2 separate regions of the Homo sapiens genome follow, and region 2 is linked to region 1. The links are chromatin loops, found by intact Hi-C in ENCODE. Cell type or tissue: endothelial cell of umbilical vein. All regions are shown on one strand. Each heading gives the region's core, and the rest is flanking DNA. Links, peaks and the distances in the headings are about the cores only. Region 1 has its middle 7.0 kb from the start of FKBP1A-SDCBP2. Region 2 overlaps FKBP1A-SDCBP2 (FKBP1A-SDCBP2 readthrough (NMD candidate)).

Region 1 (2,915 bases), core at 180-2,679:
TCTACGGACACAGTGAGTAAGCTGAGTTAGAAGATGTTTCACAAAGCGTAAAGCAGGGGTGGCAGCCCAAGGCTTGGATGGATGAACAGGAATCCACAGTCCAGGGATGCGACCCAGAATGATCAAAGTAGAGGTATTCTGTGTTTGCAATGTGCTGTGATTAATGCAGTGATATAACTGACAAGATTTACAGGTCAATTGGGTGTTGTTTACCTGGAGCTGGTGCTTTTTAGCTGCCAGAAAGACATAAGGATTAAAAACACAAACCGTGCTGGGCGCAGTGGCTCACACCTGTAATCCAAGCACTTTGGGAGGCCGAGGCGGGCAGATCATGAGGTCAGGAGATTGAGACCATCCTGGCCAACATGGTGAAACCCCATCCCTACTGAAAATACAAAGAATTAGCCAGGCATGGTGGCAGGTGCCTGTAGTCCCAGCTACTCGGGAGGCTGAGGCAGGAGAATGGTGTCAACCCGGGAGGCAGAGTTTGCGGTGAGCCAAGATTGCACCACTGCACTGCAGCCTGGGTGACAGAGAAAGGCTCCACCTCAAAAAAAACAAAACAAAACAAAACAAAAAACCAAAAAAAAAAAAACCCACAAACCATAAATTGAGTGGTGATATTCTTTACAAATGTAACATTAAGACTGTGTCGTGACCCCGGTCGGCCTTCTCCGCATCTTCGCACTCAAGCTCAGCTGGCTCATGGCCTATACTGGAGGGGCCAGGCCCATGGCTGGCCACCCTGGGTTCCTCCAGTCTCCTGTTCCATGGTCACACACACCTTGAGGGCAACCACACAGTTTGTCCATCTCCTGTAAAAACACAAGCATACCCTCTTCCCCATGTCAGTAAAGCCACCAGACCTTTCCATTGTCCTTCTTCTGGGGATTTCCATAACACTTTTGGATACACTTTCCTCTTTTCCTCTAACACTTGCCAATGTCTTTCTGCTGGAGTCTTACCATCCATACCAGGAATCAAAAAATTTAAAGTAAATAAAGCTAAATGTAATTTTGTTTGAGGTGGTAACTGGTCTCCTAATCCCCCTTTTTGTTTATTCAACATACATTGTAATGTTTGATGTACCCGCTCTATAATGCCTTGTCCTCAAGGGATGTAAGGAATTCCTGTTTTATGGGTTATAGCCCAAAGCTGTAAGAAATTTTGAAAAGCATGACTAGTATAAGCGGGTCCATTGTCAGTTTTTAATTGTTTAGGAATCCCCATATGAGCAAATGATGACAGACAATGTGGCCGTACATGACCAGCTGTCTCACCTGTTTGGCATGTAGCAGGCAGCATATGAGAATAAGTGAAACAAATTAAGCAGTTCGGGGTCTAGAGTACTTTTAATTGTAGCAGTTTCTATGCGACTGGTTACATTCACAACATAGGCTGAATCACAGACAATGTTGATAGGATCTGCAGCTGTGAGCTGTAAAACCTGAATGACTGCAATCAACTCTGAGTGTTGAGCTGAAACCCCAGAGGTCATTATTGTTTGAGTATGTTTAGGTCCATAAATAGCTGCATGACCTTTGGAAGAGCCATCAGTAAAATAAGTCTGGCCACCTGGAATAAGCTTGTGATGAGTAATCACAGGAAGAATGAAAGAATGGACTTTATAAAACTGCAAAATTTTGTCTGAGGGATAATGAAATCAAAGGTTTCTGTAGCTGTAGCTGGGAGGCATGCCATTGCCGAACTCAACTTCTGCCTCTGGTTAATTGCCGCGGGGAATCTAAAGAAGAATCTCCCTGCGGGGTTTAACCTGCCTTTCCAGTTACTGATATCGGGTTAGGGTTTCCTTGTAGGGATTTCCCTAAACCTTTCCCACTCTGATATCCCATGTCCTTCAACATTTTAAATCCTGGGTTATCAAAGTTTTCATATGTAAGTCTCATATCCCATGCTGTAAATCTCGATAAACTGATATGGCTATCAATTTATAGCCATAAATTGATAGCTATATTTTCAACATAAGGCTGAAAAGTACATGATTGTCCATCCAGACCAAGACAAGATAAAAATCTCAGCACTCTGTTGAACACTTTTAGCTGCTCCTACTCCCACTAGGGATGTGGCAGTTATTCTGAGAGGCCATGCTGGGGGCCAGTCCTTACTGGATATTACTGACACATCAGCTCTTGTGTCCATAAGCCCATAAAATTTCTTTCCTTTAATTTGTACTACACAGGTGGGCCTACTAGAGGCTATAGATTGTGATAAATAGATTTCTCGTGTAGTTGTGCTCCCAAACCCTTTATTTCCTTGTTTCTCCTTTAGTGGAGAAGGGTATAATTTGCAGGGAATAAGCAATAATTGTGCTATATATTCTCCCAGTTCAAAAACCCAAAGATCTTGTGACATTAAAACTACTTGAATTTCTCCTTCATAATCAGAGTCAACAACTCCTGGGACTACAGTAATGCTTTGCAAGTTAAGGTGGCTTTTGCCTAAAATTAGTCCCCTGTATCCTGCTGGTAAAGGTCCCCAGATGCCAGTGGGAATTTTGATAGGTTTGTCTCCACCAACTAACATTACCTGTTCTCTGACTGGGAGATCTAATCCTGCACTTCTGGGTGTTCCTGGAATGAGGGAATCAATGTTTCTCCTGGGACCCGCCCCTGAAATGGGGTTGTGGTCTGAACTGGGAATGCCCTCATTGTTTGAGGGACCCAGGTCCAGGCCCCCTTCTCGTTTCCCGACAGTGGGGGATGCCATTCTGATGAAATCTTGAGCGGCACTGATTACCCCAGTGATTTCCTTTGTTACAGCGAGGAGAGTCCTGGCATGTTTTCCACTATGGAGGGAGGGGTACTGCATTATAAGATCCTTTCTGTCCTGAGATCTGGCAGCATTCCTTTTTAAAATGTCCAGTTTTTCCACAATTATAACATTTTCCTACTTTA
Region 2 (2,915 bases), core at 88-2,587, 63 kb after region 1:
TCCACTGCACATGGCTGAGGTGGAGGAGAGGAGGCTTCCCCAGATGAAAATAGAGGACAGCTACCATAAGGGGAAGTGGATAACAGGTGACCCCCAAAGGCCATACCTGGAAGGTAATTATGTAAATGTATATTAATATGTAATAATAGTTGGAGGTTCAGAAAGGTGACTTCTGAATCACCCACCTGCCAGCCCAGGTGACCCAAGAGGGAAAGCATCTTTGTTAGACCATCTGGCAGAACGGGAGAGTCCATGGTGTTCCCTGGTATGGTAGGGGTGGGAAGCCAGAGGCTACCAAGGGAGAGTGACTTGCCCAGGGCCACATAGCCACCCACAGGCAGCGATGAAACTAGAACACAAAACTCAGGTGTCTCGTTCCCTATCCAGTGCTCCCAGCTGGCCTTGTGAGGGCAAAAAGGGGGTTCCAGGAGGGGTCCTCCAGCTTGTTCATCACCCCCGGAGGAGCGGCTCCAGCAGGCTCTCCTAGCTGCCATGGTGGATATTTTCAACAAGCCCCTTCCGCTCCCCTGCCCCCAGTGCCCTGGGATCTCCCAGTCTGTCTCAGGTGAAAGGAGGGGCAGGTCAGTCTTACCCTGGGGTCCTGAGTCCCACAGGCCTTCCCAGTCTTGACAGCACCAATCTGTGGCCTTCATCTTACATACAATGCAGTAAGAGCCCTAGGCAAGGGCCTCTACCCTCTCCAGCTCTTTCTGAAGCCACCACCACCAGGTCAGGCTGGGTCTTCCTGGGCTCCAAATCTCCACCCCACCGGATCCTAAGATACCAGCAGTGCTCCCACAGCTGCGTTCAGAGCCAGCACCACTCTGACATTAACCCACCAGCCAGGCTACCTGGGGGACTTCTCTGTGGGAATGCTTAGGTGCAGCAATGATTGAGCTGGGGAGGGAGGCCTGTCTTGAAGTACTGTTTGCATAAAAGCACATTATTTTATGTCGATGGTGTTTATTTGGATAAGGGAGTTATTATGATAGAGATTAAAAGGGGCTTAAGCACCCCCCAGCCCACACCTTGGTGCCACCACTGTTATCAGCAGTTTAAACGAGAGGCACCGCACCTTAACTCAATGACAGCACCAACAGTGGAAATCCAGACCCCTCAGGTCATGGGAAGAACAGACTGGGATGTGGCCAGGACACATGGACAAGGTCTTCCCGGCACGTTAGCACTGTAAACAAGGATGATATTGATGACACAGAAAACTGGCAATGGTAAATTAAGTGAAAGGGGAAAATTATGAGAAAGTATGTATAACATGCATATAATCATATATGTATGTATACACATATAAAGTTATAGTAGTTAAGAGCATAGGATCTGAAGCCAGTCTGCCTGGGTTCAAATCTTTCACCTCTTACTTACCTTGAGCATTTCATTTAAACTCTCTGTGCCCCAATTTGTTTATCTGTAAAATGAGGCTAATCCATCTAAAGTGTCTAACACGGGTCCGGACATACAGTAAGTGCTCAAAAATGTTAGTGGCTAATCTTGTTAGTCTCTTGCACAGGAAACTTGCACCCCCAGCCTTGGTGGTGACCAGGCCTGAGCCTCCCCACCCCTGGCTCAGGAACCCCAGCACCCCGCCACTGCCGGCTGCCCATTGTTCCTGCCTTCCTGTTCTGCCCTGCTCCGGAACACAGCGGGAGCAGCTCCAGCCAGACGGGAAAGCATCCGTGTTCTGGCACCTGCCCCGACTCCACCCTCAGGGTGCTCAGCCAGGCCCCTCCTGCCCCTTGTTGGGAGCACTGAACTACCAGTCTTCAGACTGAATCCTACTTGTGTTTTCTCAATGGAAAAACTAGAAAACGAAGGAACCCACTCGACAGGGCCACCTGAGGGTTGAGTAAGATCATGTGTGCAACAATGGCAATGGCTGTCCTCATACTGTCTCGCTCAAGATCAGCTTCAAATGCTGCTTCCGGCCAGGATGCAGGGGGGACCAGTTCCGCCTCTAGTGTCTGGGGCTTAGATTTCTCAGGTCATGCTGCCTCTCCCTATCTGACACCCAGAATCTCCCCAGAAAGACAAGATAGACACTTCCCTGAGATTAGAAGCTAGCTATTCAATCTAGGTGAACATGCCATTTTGGAGATTAGACAAACTGAGCCCTGGAGGAGTCAAACGACTCCGAGTAACCCAGCCAGCCACTGGCACAGGTGTGGTGAGGAGCCAATGCCAAAAGTGGGTGAAAGAGCTGGGCAATGTTCCCAGGCTGGCAGCCAGGAAACCAGGGCTTGGGGTCCCTGGATCCTCAGGTGCGGTGAAGAGGCAAGGCCAAAAGTGGGTGAAAGAGCTGGGCAACATTCCCAGGCTAGCAGTCGGGAGAGACCAGGGTTTGGGGTCACTGGATCCTGGCTCTGCTACTGAATTGCTATGTGACTGTTCTGTGCCCCTGCTTCCCTTGTCTGGTGGCTACAGGAAGGCAGATGTGGCTCATCACCCTGCCTGTGCCATAGTCTGGCTGCATTACTGAGTCATTTGACCTCTCCAGGGCTCAGTTTGTCTATCTCCAAAATGGCATACTCACCTAGATTAATGAGCTAGCCCCTGATCTCATGGGAGATTCTTTCTCATCTTTCTGCTGCCTTCTCCTCCATTTCTCTGCTCAGAAGGGGAACTGTGTCAGCAGATCAGGGCTGGCTATTGGAGGCTTTTGGAAGAGTAAATCCAAGTCATAGCTTCATGTCTCTCTGCGCTGGGCAGGACCAAGGCTAGGCTTTTTTATTTCAATAGGTTTTGGGGTACAGGTGGTTTTTGGTTACACGGGTAAGTTCTTTAGTGGTGAGTTCTGAGATTTTGGTACACCTGTCAACTGAGCAGTGTACACTGTACCCAGTATGTAGCCTCTAATCCCTCAACCTCTCCCACCCTCCCCTGTGAGTCCCCAAAGTCCATTA

What was found. Peaks named below come from ENCODE experiments on the same cell type or tissue, not always from the same donor. Only the 100,000 strongest peaks of a DNase experiment are listed, where the experiment ranks them.
Region 2: it touches region 1 in a loop (5-fold over the local background); 86 of 110 quality-filtered maps call a loop at or near these places.

The regions. Positions count from the first base shown.
Region 1 is chr20:1,398,681-1,401,595 of GRCh38, reverse strand. No RefSeq gene overlaps it. Among named protein-coding and RNA genes, the nearest start is that of FKBP1A-SDCBP2, 7.0 kb to the right of the region's middle. In endothelial cell of umbilical vein, for the core only: no CTCF peak of the experiment used is centred there; a DNase peak (open chromatin) is centred at 1,425; H3K27ac peaks cover 2,010 bases.
Region 2 is chr20:1,335,867-1,338,781 of GRCh38, reverse strand. All of the region lies in intron 2 of FKBP1A-SDCBP2 (FKBP1A-SDCBP2 readthrough (NMD candidate)), which reads left to right. The region is part of intron 1 of SDCBP2-AS1 (SDCBP2 antisense RNA 1); the gene reads right to left. Among named protein-coding and RNA genes, the nearest start is that of SDCBP2, 8.2 kb to the right of the region's middle. In endothelial cell of umbilical vein, for the core only: no CTCF peak of the experiment used is centred there; DNase peaks (open chromatin) are centred at 1,641 and 2,471; H3K27ac peaks cover 2,500 bases.